Regions from separate parts of the Homo sapiens genome. Here all the other regions are linked to region 3. Evidence: read pairs that join two places in POLR2A ChIA-PET (ENCODE). Cell type or tissue: HepG2. All regions are shown on one strand. Region 1 holds the start of LOC105376391 (a long non-coding RNA gene). Region 2 holds the start of LOC105376390 (a long non-coding RNA gene). Region 3 overlaps ITIH2 (inter-alpha-trypsin inhibitor heavy chain 2).

Evidence for each region. Peaks named below come from ENCODE experiments on the same cell type or tissue, not always from the same donor. Only the 100,000 strongest peaks of a DNase experiment are listed, where the experiment ranks them.
Region 1: POLR2A ChIA-PET joins it to region 3 with 13 read pairs; 2 of 35 experiments call an interaction of 5 or more read pairs at or near these places.
Region 2: POLR2A ChIA-PET joins it to region 3 with 11 read pairs; 2 of 35 experiments call an interaction of 5 or more read pairs at or near these places.

Annotation. Positions count from the first base shown.
Region 1 is chr10:7,539,832-7,543,831 of GRCh38, reverse strand. LOC105376391 (a long non-coding RNA gene) reads right to left here and starts at 2,433. Exons shown (of 2, transcript XR_930632.2): 1 at 2,196-2,433. RefSeq lists an enhancer at 1,484-2,343. In HepG2, a CTCF peak has its summit at 1,804; DNase peaks (open chromatin) are centred at 1,871, 2,201 and 2,511; H3K4me3 peaks cover 1,874 bases.
Region 2 is chr10:7,531,293-7,535,292 of GRCh38, reverse strand. It overlaps LOC105376390 (a long non-coding RNA gene), which reads right to left and starts at 1,912. Exons shown (of 3, transcript NR_188188.1): 1 at 1,800-1,912; 2 at 1,006-1,204. In HepG2, no CTCF peak of the experiment used is centred here; a DNase peak (open chromatin) is centred at 2,102; H3K4me3 peaks cover 874 bases.
Region 3 is chr10:7,705,012-7,709,011 of GRCh38, reverse strand. ITIH2 (inter-alpha-trypsin inhibitor heavy chain 2) reads right to left here. Exons shown (of 21, transcript NM_002216.3): 2 at 3,830-3,904; 3 at 1,779-1,811. Among named protein-coding and RNA genes, the nearest start is that of ITIH2, 3.7 kb to the right of the region's middle. In HepG2, no CTCF peak of the experiment used is centred here; DNase peaks (open chromatin) are centred at 1,691, 2,111 and 3,101; H3K4me3 peaks cover 2,454 bases.

The DNA of each region.
Region 1 (4,000 bases), 170 kb after region 3:
TCATTTTCTCTTGCCGCCACCATGTATGAAATATCTTTCGCCTCCCACCATGATTCTGAGTCCTTCCCAGCTATGTGGAACTGTAAGTCCAATGAAACCTCTTTTTCTTCCCCGTCTTGGGCATGTCTTTATCAGCAATGTGAAAATGGACTAATACATCTGTTTTCTGTGATGCTGAGCCAAACGACTGCCTCTGATTGGGTCAAGTGCACACCCCCTTTCCAGGGTCTGCAGACGGCTTCCCGGGCATTTGTCTCCATCAGTCTTCTCAAAGGTGCAAGTGCTCGTGAGTCACCTGGAGAATGTGGTGCCAGGTCAATTCCGGTGTTGGGGGAGGGGCATGAGTCTCAGATCCTCTATTTCCAACACTCCCCCAAGGGAGGCCCACACAGATGCCTGTGGACTGTGCTTGGAGTAGCAAATGTCTAAATCTCTCTTCTCTATGAGCTCTAGCTGGTACAACTATGTCCGTCTGAAAATCAGGGCCGTGGACCTTTAACTAAAAAGACCAAAGAACCGAGACTGAAATGCTGTCCTAAAAATCTCTTTCCTAACATGCTCATAGGAGCGTGCCCCAGGGAAGATGAAGAAGAAGCTTAGGGCTGCCAAGCTTTCCTATTCAACTTGTTGAGACTTGGCCCCAAGAAATAAACCCCGCCAAAGCTCCCACGTGGAGGCAGGACTGGTAAAGTGGGGGGAGTCTCCACAGTTAGGCATTTGCCCAAAAAGACCAAGTGGCCAAAAAATAATGCACCACTACACTGATAGTTTGGGAGTTATCTGCTAAGTGTAAGTCCTTGTGCCAGACACACATTTATTTTGTTAATAACAGTAGAGAAATGGGGTAGTGCTCCAGGGTCTTAGAGTACACTTTTCTTCTGGGATCACAAAGTGCTTTAAAGATAATATCTTATCCCTATGCAAAAACAGCCATCTCTTCCCCTTGCCAGAGGAAAGATACTACCAAATGATGTCTTAATGATCACCTAAGCGTGATGGCAGAGTCACAGCCAATAACCAAGGCTCTAGACTCTCACTTCTGTGAGTGCTTATTGCTAAGTTCGCATTAGCAGGGAAAGAAAAGGTACTGGCATGTACTGAACCCCATTCACCAGGCACTTTGTCAGGTCCTTCTTACAGGGGATTGCATCAGAGTAAACAAGGGACCAGAATCAAACTACTAACTCAACCTACTGATATTCAAAGTAAATATTGATTACGGATATAGAAAGTCATTATTCCATATAGTATATTAGGAGAGTGGGGCATCACAGGCAAAACACCATCTTTGTGGTCACCAAAAAGTTGCTGGAAGATTAAGGGATTCTGAAATGGCACCCTTGACACTTTACTGGTATATGTCCACTACTGCAAACACTGAGATATTTGTTTTATGCTATTTAAACAGATACGTGCCACATACTTGTTAGGTAAGCACAAAGCCTGTTAATTAGGGGACATGAACATAAGCAGGAATGATAATGACGTCTGTCTTCAAGGAACCTACTGTTTGGTAGAAAGATAAGAAAGGCAAGTATATAATAATTTCATCATTTACCAGCTGGGGAAGTTGAAAAATGATATTTAGATATCCTCTCTGTTTTGGGAAGTAGGACGGATCATGGAAGCAGCCAGGAGGAATCAGCAAGGGAAGATGAGATGGGGTCGGTTTGGGGCAGAGGATGCCCCCTGCACACTGAGGAGTAGTACACCCACTCCAGCAGCCTGGCAAACCCAGCAGCACTCACTCACACTGACCCTGTCTCCCTAGAAGCCCCGTCTCTGCTGCAGGTGGAGTTTGCAGCCAGCAGGAGGATTCCCATCAGCCCTGTCAACGTTATCACCAGTTCTGAGTAAGGAGCAGTGGTGAACTTTGTTCCCTGGGTCACTGGAACTCCAGTAGAATTGCTGATTAAAATGGGCTGTCAGGCCACCCAGGGATTCCAGGCCACGCCTACCGCACTCCACTCATGCCAGAGGGGACCTTCTTTTCAATGACACATACAGGTCCCAGATGGTGGGTAGCCTACCACTGCCAAGAAGTAAAAAATCCCCAAAAACTCCACTTCAAATTAAGTTTCTGAATTCCTTGGTGTTCTTTTGTAGACAAAGTAGAGTAGAGACGTTTGCAAATCTCTTCCTGAACCCTTGAACCGTAAGAGTTAGCCCATGCGGGTCCACCAGTCATTACTCACCTCTCCTCCTACTCGCATTCCACCCCCTACAGCTCCTGGAATCTCCCGGAGGTGAGAATCCCTGAGGCCCAAACACTCAGAACACCCTGCAAACTCCCAAAGCCCCGCCGAAAAGACAGGGGGAAGGGGGCGTTCAGGACTTTCCCTTTCGGATCTTGGGCCTGCGCTCATGTACTGGCCTGGTCTTAGCCAGTTAAACTCTCACACGCAAAACCCAGAATTCCAATCCCAAAGGGTCCTTGATCCCTCTCCAGCCTGTCTCGCATCATGCAGGGCAAACTGTCCAAGCAGGCCTGCTTGGGATGTGGGCCGGCTGTGTTATGGAAACACTGCACGGGGCCATGGCAACAGCAACGGCAGCCCCATCCTCCCCTCCTGGGAGACGTGAGCCCAGATGCCTGCACACAGGACCAGCCGTCTGCACAGGCAACCTTATTCTAACAAGGAATGAGCCTACGTGGCCTTTGGACAGTGAATGACTCCACAGGTCCTAAGAGCCATACCTGTGGTTACAGTCGTGGGATACAAAGAAGGAAAGAGACATACTTGTTTCAGCTCCATTTTCCTCTGCATAGGATAGCTTTGCTTTTTGGATAAGGAAGAGAATTTATGTCAGGCTTTCACTCCTTTCTTTGTATGTGACACTATTGAGGCCTCCCCACCCATGCACCTACTGTTTGCACGCTGTTTGGTGATAAGCCATGGGGTTTTCTCCCAGGAAACCAACTGTCTCTGTCCTCAGGTAGTTTACCATCAGACGTGAAAAACACCAAATGAGGCTTCTTTTTGAACTTTAATCTTTGCTTTAAAAATATAAAGGGAGTGAAATGGTGCAACTAACACGCTACAGTAAATTTATTTTTCACCCAGTCAATCACATAGCTGTTATTTGTCAACTGATAATGGAAACAAAAGTCTGTTATCTGTGAATGGAGACCTGGTGGCCAGTGGCCGGTGGTATCAACTTGCATCTCTCCTAAACCTAACATCCTTCCAGGGTGCATTTTACTGTCGCAAATTGGTGAGGGCTTTAGACAATCAATACAAAGTAATCATAAGATTAAATTAATAGAACACAATTTGGAAAGGATGGCTTGGCATGAAGACAACATGTCATGTTCTAAACCAAAAAGTGGATTGTTCCCTTTTTGGATATGTAATATAATGGTTCCATTCCTCTACATTCTCTATCTCTCTCTCTTTTTTTTTTTTTTTTTTTTTTGAGACAGAGTCTCACTCTGTCACCCAGGCTGGAGAGCAGTAGTGCAATCTCAGCTCACTGCAACCTCTTCCTCCCAGGTACAAGCGATTCTCATGCCTCAGCCTCCCAAGTAGCTGGGATTATAGGTGCTCACTACCACGCCTGGCTAATTTTTTGTATTTTTAGCAGAGATGGGGTTTCGCCATGTTGGCCAGGCTGGTCTCGAACTCCTGACCTCAAGTGATCTTCCTGCCTCGGCCTCCCAAAGTGCTGGCATTACAGGCACCGGCCCCCTCTCCTTTTTATCTCCAGGGTGTCCACAGCTGCTGAGCACATCTTGAGATCTGCTTTGTGCTTCTAATCAAGGCACATTCTTTAAGTTTTTGGGGATGGAGGGAGGGTCCACTACCCCCTCTGCCAAGGGTGTTCCTGAAGCCAGCTGGGAGCAGGAATTGTAAGCAAGGAGATGGGAGGGGAACAAACACAGATTCTCTCCCCACTGGGCTGTGCAGATTAAGAGAGATACATAAACTCCAGTCCACTGGGAAAACAGCGTAAGTTCATAGAAATTGCCTATGACAAATCAGAGGCATTGCATTAGATG
Region 2 (4,000 bases), 170 kb after region 3:
ACCTGTAATCCCAGCACTTTGGGAGGCAGAGGCAGGCAAATAGCTTGAGCCCAGGATTTCGAGACCAGCCTGGGCAACATAGTGGGACTCTGTCTCCATAAAAAATTTAAAAATTAGCCGGGTGTGGTGTTTTGCATCTGTAGTCCCAGCTGCTCGGGAGGCTGAGGCAGGAGGATCAATTGAGCCTGGGAGGTTGAGGCTACAGTGAGTTGTTATCATGCCACCGCACTCCAGCCTGGGTCATAGCGTCAGGAGTTTGAGATCAGCCTGAGCAACATGGCAAAATCCCATCTCTACTAAAAATACAAAAATAAGCTGGGTGTGGTGGTGTGCTCCTGCAGACCCAGACACTCGGGAGGCTGAGATGGAAGGATCTCTTGAGCCTGGAAGTTTGAGGCTGTAGTGAGCTGTGATCATACCACTGTAGTCCAGCCAGGGTGACACAGCAAGACCCTGTCTCAAAACAAAAAAAGTACTCAAGTTTCTGTTTTCTCTATCTGGGGAAAAAAATAACTCCAAGACGTGTTGTGAAGACCAAAGAACACAAGAGATATGAAAATAATTCCAAATATAGAGCACCCTCCAAACGTTAATGATTATTATATATTTTCATTACTGCCTAAGGAACCTGAAACTATTCAGTGGTCAAGAGAGCAGCTTCGAGAGTTGATCTGCTGAATTCTAGTGGGAGGACTTCAGGCCCTCCCTCCAAGGCGTTTGGCTGAAATTTTGAGAGAAACTGAAAACCTTGGCAGTTGGTCACTTTATATTAACTCAGGGAAATGGACGTACATCAGGAGTCTTAAGAGGAAAGGTAGGAACATAAAATCACCAGTTTCAGGAAGCTTCTGGGAACAGCTGTGGGCATGGCCAGGAGAATCTTTTCTCTAGTTTTTCTTTGTTAGCTTGCGACCCTACTTTTGTTTTTGTAAACCTCAATGGTCATGCTTAGCATAGACATCTTTCCCCCCACATCTAGGCTAGAACCTAAATAGAATTGCTCACCTTTCATTCAGACTCCGTTATAATAGGGGAAACCAAAACCAACAGCGGTGCTGCATCTTTGATCTTCAAGAAGATTCCATAAATAAACTGAGAAGAGCTATTCTAATTTCACAAGGATGTCTCCATAGGCATCTGGCAGAGTCTGCAGACTGGCTCACACAGTGTGTATTCCAGCCTCTCTCTGGGGCGCCTTCCTGTGCTGTAGAGGGTGGGAGGAATTTGTTAGAGTCCCATGCAACAGGGCACACACGTGATGGTGAATTTTATGCATTAACTTGGCTGGGCCACAGTGCCCTCATGTTTAGTCAAATACTATTCTGGATTTTTCCATAAGGGTGTTTGTTTTGGGATGAAATGAACATTTCAATCAGTGGGCTTTGAGTAAAGCAGATTGTCCTCTGTGAAGTGGGAGGGGCTCATCTCATCAGTTGAGGGCCTGAATAGAACAAAAGACTGACCTCCTCCAAGCAAGAAAGAATTCTGTCAGCAGACAACATTTGAACTGGAGCTCCACCATTAGCTCTCCTGGGTCTCTAGCCCGCAGACCCACCCTGCGGATTTTAGACTTGTCAAGCCTCCATTGCTGTGTGAGCAGCTTCCTTGTAATAAATCTCTCTCTCTCTCTCTCTCTCTCCACTCACACACACACACACACACACACACGCACATGCGCGTGTGTTGTTTCTCTGGAGAACTGGCATACAAGGCACCTAATACCTAATTCAGGTCACCTAAAATGGAATTGCCATTTCCCCATCAGGAACAATTGCTTGGGACTCGAATTCTGAACTGACCTGGGGAGGGGAAGTGGGATGAAGGGCAGCACTGAGCGGGTGTGCACGCAGCAGCAACAGTCACATGCAGGGCTGGCCTGCAGGCAGGCGGCTCTCCGGTGACGACAGAATCTCAGCTTCTTGGTGGCCCCTTTCTGCTGTGTGGCTTTGGGAGGCAGCCTGGAGTGTCTTCAATTTCTTCAGCACCCCCCGCCCCCGCAGTGATGCTGGGAGTCACTGAAAGCCGGTAATCAATCCTCCTCTGTGTAACTAGCCGGGGCAGACTCTGCTGTCTGCAAGTGAACCCTGACCAGCACAGCACATCGGTCATTTTAGCTCCTGAAGCTCCTATTGTCATCTGAGCGCAGGAGCCGAGGTGACCCAACAAAGAACCTTCTATGAAGGCCCACACTGTGAGAAATTAAGTGGAAGCTCTGAACGCACAGAAACTGCACAGCAGCGTCTCCTGTGATACGGAGGCTGAATCCCCCAGGCTGGATTTCCTCGGTCACTTCTCATACTCTCCACACTCCCCAGTAAGGAATCATCCTCACATGCCACCATACAGGAGGCTAATTTCACTCCCGACTGTACAGTGGCATCCCACAGTGGCATCCAAGACAAACATCATCAGGGACCTGGGCAAAGGGCAAGGGGACGAGCAGCTGCTACTCAAACGTGGGCTTTGCCCATCGCGAAGGACTCATAAGTGTGTTTCCATGGCGGGAAACGTGGCTTCTCTTTCTCTGGCTTCATCTCCTCCAAAGCTTAAAAAATTCAAGGCTTCTGGGTGGCTAGAGTTAATAATGACTTAATTTTACATTTTAAAATAATTAAAAAGATATAACTGGATTGTTTGTAACAAAATGGATAAATGCTTGAGGGGATGGAGACCCCATTCTCCACGATGTGATTATTACACGTTGCATGCCTGGATCGAAACATCTCATGTACCCCATAAATATATACACCTACTATGTATCCACAACATCAAAATAAAAAATTACAAAAATAAAAAAAATTTAGTAAGAAATACTAACATGAAAAGTTTTTCAGTAGTGTAGTGAAAAAATGTTACAGATGGTATATTTTAGATAACCTTTAAAAATGTGTAAATATGAATAGAAAAACTTATTGGAAGAACGTATACCAAAGTATTACTAGTAACTATCTCTGGAGGAAAAATTAATTTACTCATTTTATTCTTCTTTTCAGTATGTTCCTCAGTTAATAATTTGACTCTGAAGATAGAGAGAAGATGTTTATTTTAAAATGAATATGTATAATAATTCTATCACTGATTCTACTTGAAAGAAATGGGCTTTATAAATTTATTATATTGATCATCATTTGTGAAAACTATGAAAAGCTTCCATGAACCACTCTAAAACAAAGTGGGCATTTTAAAAAAATTCGAAGCTTTATATTGGTGGCCAGTCTGTAATGAGGACCCCATGTTATTAAATGAATTACTCTTTCCCCCATCAGTCTTTGGATAAAGAACAAGGGCGCCATCATTTCCAGGCAATGAAGACATCGTTTGTACCCTTGAGGAGAGAACACTCGACAAAGTGATAAGAATTTTAGGAGCCTACAAGACTGTCTTCTTCTACCATTTCACTCACTCTGCTGTTTTCATAGCTTCTTACCATAGAAAGATAAGGAACAAAACCCATATTATTTACTTGTGTGACACTGGAAGTGAGTTCCTTCCTGGGGCTATTGGTCTATTCCATAAACCGTGTTCTGAAGACCAGCCAGGCAATTCTAGACCTCTGGGATTGGTGTTGTCCCCTCAGAAAGGACGGGGGATTCCACAACACGGGGCTCTTCGCTTAGGTGTCCAGGCAGGCATGTGCTTCCGCTCTTACTCAGATACCACAAATCCCTGGGCGCTACAACCTCCGGCAAGACGTCCTTCCACGCGTCCTGCACTGCAGCTGGGGGATCGTTTCTAAATCCGAGCAGCACGTCACTGCTCCTTCCAGAATCATTCCTACCAGGCCTTCCATCGTTTGATTTCTGCCCCCTTTCTTTTCTAACCTTGCCCCAAACCATGCCTCTCCTCTTCCTTCTCATCCTTTTTGCTCCCATCCACCGTCTGGTTCTCAGTGGGGGTCGGGAAGGCGTCTCTCCGATCTGTGCAGACTCAGCCTCTCCTCCACCCTCAGATCCCAGGCTCATCGTCATCCCTGCCCTCCCCACTCTCGCAGGACTCACAG
Region 3 (4,000 bases):
CAAGAAAGCATAACTGTACTGATAGAAAAATCACACAGAACTTCATCAAATGTAGTGCATTTGATGTTAACAACACTACATTTTACTTGTTTTACTAGCAGAACAATTCCAGGGCCTTGGTAAGGACAGAATTCATGTATGGTTAAGCATTCTCCTAACTTCTTGGAACCCGCAATGAGCAGAAGTCTGCCTTGGTTTCAAGATACTTTGAGCTAAAAGGCATTTTTCAGCCCTATGAGTCTATAAATAATGATTTTTCAAAAATTAGAATACAAGTAGAAAACGGTGTGGGAAGCCAGATTGGATTGAGGAAGTCCAGGTAATAACTCCAAATGCAAGACCATCAGCTGGGGAGAGGATACTGGATTGCGAGGTTGAAAGAGGAACTTGGTTGTATCTTTAGTAGGGGTCACACAGGGGTGCTGTGGGGTGGAAACACACATATGGCCTCCACCAACCCCCCCTTACAGCTCTCTACCTTCTTTAATCTCCTCTATTACAATTTCATCTGCAGTCCTTTTCTCCTCCCCCAAGTCAAAACAAGCTAGGAGAACAGTGACGGGTGTAAGCAAGAGACATTGATCTTGGACAGGGCATTCTGATGCAAGTATTGGTCCAACACTCTGGACCTCCTTACCCGATCACTACTGATTTAAAGCAGCTCCTGTGTGAAGAATCACATATGTAAGTGTGCTCAAAGGCAAGGTCCTAGAAACCCACACCTTTCAGGAGGTGACTGAGAGCTGCAAGCTCCTTCAGGTCTATGGACAACTATGAGACCCATTAGATTTTGCTTTTTTCTCCAAAAGAATTTACTTATCTCAATACCAGGTCTCATTCCCCAAACTTTGTAGTCCAACATTAAACCTTTCGACTAATTAACCATGCAACTCACCTCAAGCTAAAATAAAATCCAGGCTAATCTATGTGTCCTTCCTCCCCCTGAAGTGTGCACTTCTGGCAGTTTCTGCCAATTCAGGGCAGGAAGCACAACATAAGCCACTTGTCCTCAGGCTGTTTTCTTGCCACAGGATGGTCTACTCTGAACATCTCAGGGAACTGGGCCGTTTTGTGTTTAAAAGTTCCTTTCCACGGGCACTCTTTTATTTTCCAAAGCTGTCAGGTGTCATACTTTAAATCAAAATGGTGCTGGAAGCAATGGCTCATGCCTGTAATCCCAGCACTTTGGGAGGCTGAGGGAGGTGGATCACCCGAGGTCAGGAGTTCGAGACCAGCCTGGCCAACATGGTGAAACCCCATCTCTACTAAAAACACAAAAATTAGCTGGGCGAGGAGACATATGCCTGTAATCCCAGCTACTTGAGAGGCTGAGGCAGAGAATCTCTTGAACCCAGGGGGCAGAGGTTGCAGTGAGCTGAGATCATGCCATTGCACTCCAGCCTGGGCAACAAAAGTGAAACTCTGTCTCAAAAAAATAAAAATAAAAATGAAAACGTAAAAATAAATACATAAATCAAAAAGGTTGAGTAGGAATAAATACATAAATTTATACAGTGGGAAGGAACCTATGATATATGGCAAAACTCAAGAAAATGAAGAGAAGGGCCCCTTCAGCTCTTGGTGGCCTCTCTCCTGTCTGTAAAGACTGCACTCTTCAATGCTGAATTTTAGAAACACTTGCAAACAGTTGGGCAAGGCAGTATTTCGAAAGTCAGGTAAATACTCGGTGATGAAGAAAAAAGAGACACCCAGATTGATTTCCTGGTAATTATTAACAGGAAAATCATTCAATCTGTAACAACATCAAGTCAACTTACCATCATTTCTTCCGATTCTCCTGGAAGGCTTCTCTGTGAAAGGAAGTTAGACAATCATTCTTCAACTGTATGTCACTTATTACCTTGAGAGCCAAAACCGTTTTCTCAGTCAAAAAAGAAATTTTATTTTTCTTCAATACTGAGCTGTTATTCATTCACTGGAGTTGAGACATAAATATTGAATATTCTTGAAAACTATTTTCCCACTGGTGAGTTTCTCAATAAGTTTCTCAACCAGTTCTGGTGGCGTGTGTGTCATTCTTGGATATAATGCTAGAACAAGTAATTTTTAAATAAAAATATTCAACCAAATGCATCCTGGGTAGCGTATATCCCCTTGATGCTATTTGCTCTATTTTTTACTCAGTTGAATGGAGACTTTGATCCTCCATTCGGCCATGAGGCTGTGGGCATGCTGTTCCCACTGTTTGCAGTGCCCCTGCTAGGTTCCTCAACCCCCATATGGAGAACTCCTACTCACCCTTCAGATCTCAGCTCCAGCAGAATTCCTCCAGTGAAAATCTCTAACACCCCAAGACTAGGTCGGTTTCCTTTACTAAGTGTTTTTGCAGCAGCATATTCCTTCCTGCAGAGTGCTCACCTTGTTTCATAATGATTCATTCTATTTGAGGGATTATTTGACTAAAGTCTGTCTCTTCCTTTAAACTAAGCTACATAAAAGCAGGGATTTTCATGTATTTCCTCCACAGTGTAACCCCTGAGGCAAACACAGTGACTGGCACCTAGAAAATTCTATGCTTTTAACCACCATGCTAGGAGATTATCCATACACTTGACTGTCCTGAGGAAATGAACAAAGGCGATTCCCTTGCCTTTGAAAGTGAATGGCTTAAGGGTGGTGGGTGAACATGTAATGTTTGGTGAGCTGTTAATAATAGATCCAAGAAGTCGGGTGTTGGATATAAGCTCAGCTTGCCTGATTCGGGGTGAACTGAGGTTCTGTGCTGTGTGACATGGTGAGGTCAATGGTTGACCTCTTCTTGTAGACTTCTTGAATGCAATGCTCAATGACAAATTTTTCTCTCTTGTGGCTAAATAAATTGTGACATGAAGTCTTGCTTATTGGATTTTAATATTATTAGTCTACAAAAAAAAATCCTGGATTTTCAGAAAGTAAAAAATTCACACCCATACAAAATAAGACATTGATCAGCTTAGGGTTGCTGCTTCCGTAAATACCTCCTCTCTCAGCATGTGGGCTCCGTGGGGAAGAAGCCAAGCCCTTCCTGGTGTTCTGGAAAACTCACCCCCTTAATTAGAGGGTTTTGTCTATACTGCTGCTGGTGGCCGCCAGGATTGCAACTTCCAATGTGGCCAATTCTCCTTCTCAGGTGCCCTCAGAGTGACCAGAGGAAGGAGATTGTGAGGCTGCAAGGGGGAGTGTCTGTCATCGCTAAAATAAGAAAAGTCTTCCTAACAGGAAATCCTTCCGGCAAGGCAGGAAATAATTTCGGAATCTTAAGTTTTGAAGAAAACACATAGCCATGTATTCTTTTTTTTTTTTTTTTTTTTAAATGGAGTGGGGACAGCGTCTCCCTCTGTTGCCCAGGCTGGTGCAATCATAGCTCACTGCAGCCTCGAACTCTTGGGTTCAAGTGATCCTCCATCTCAGCTTCTCAAATAGCTGGGATTACAGGTGCATGCCAGCTAATATATATATTAGCTGGGTGGCAGAGGTAGAGCCTCACTATGTTACCCAGGCTGATCTGGAACTCCTGGCCTCAAGTGATCCTCCCTCCTTGGCCTCTGAAAATGCTGTGATTATAAGTGGGAGCCACTGTGCTGAGTCGTGTACTCTTTAAGGGACTAAATTGAGCATTATGGTGTGAAGGCTGCTGAGCAGTTGTGTGAGTTTCTCTTTTTATTTCACCTGGGTGATCTCTTCCACCAAGGTGTAAGAAGTCTGGACTCTTCTGTGCTAAAAAACAAACTCTTAAGAAAATCTAGCAGAAGGCATCTTAACACTTGTCTTCTTCTGCCATAATCTCTTTCACTTTTTTTCCCCCTTTTGGGAGTAAACCTTACTATACCTGATATCTCCGGTTCTCTGCCACCAATTGAAATTTGCCTGGGGCCAGTTCCACAAGATCTTCATAGTCTACAAACTTAAAAAAAATTAGGATTTTAACTTTTTTTTTTTTAATTATACTGTAAGTTCTGGGGTACATGTGCACAACGTGCAGATTTGTTACATAGGTATA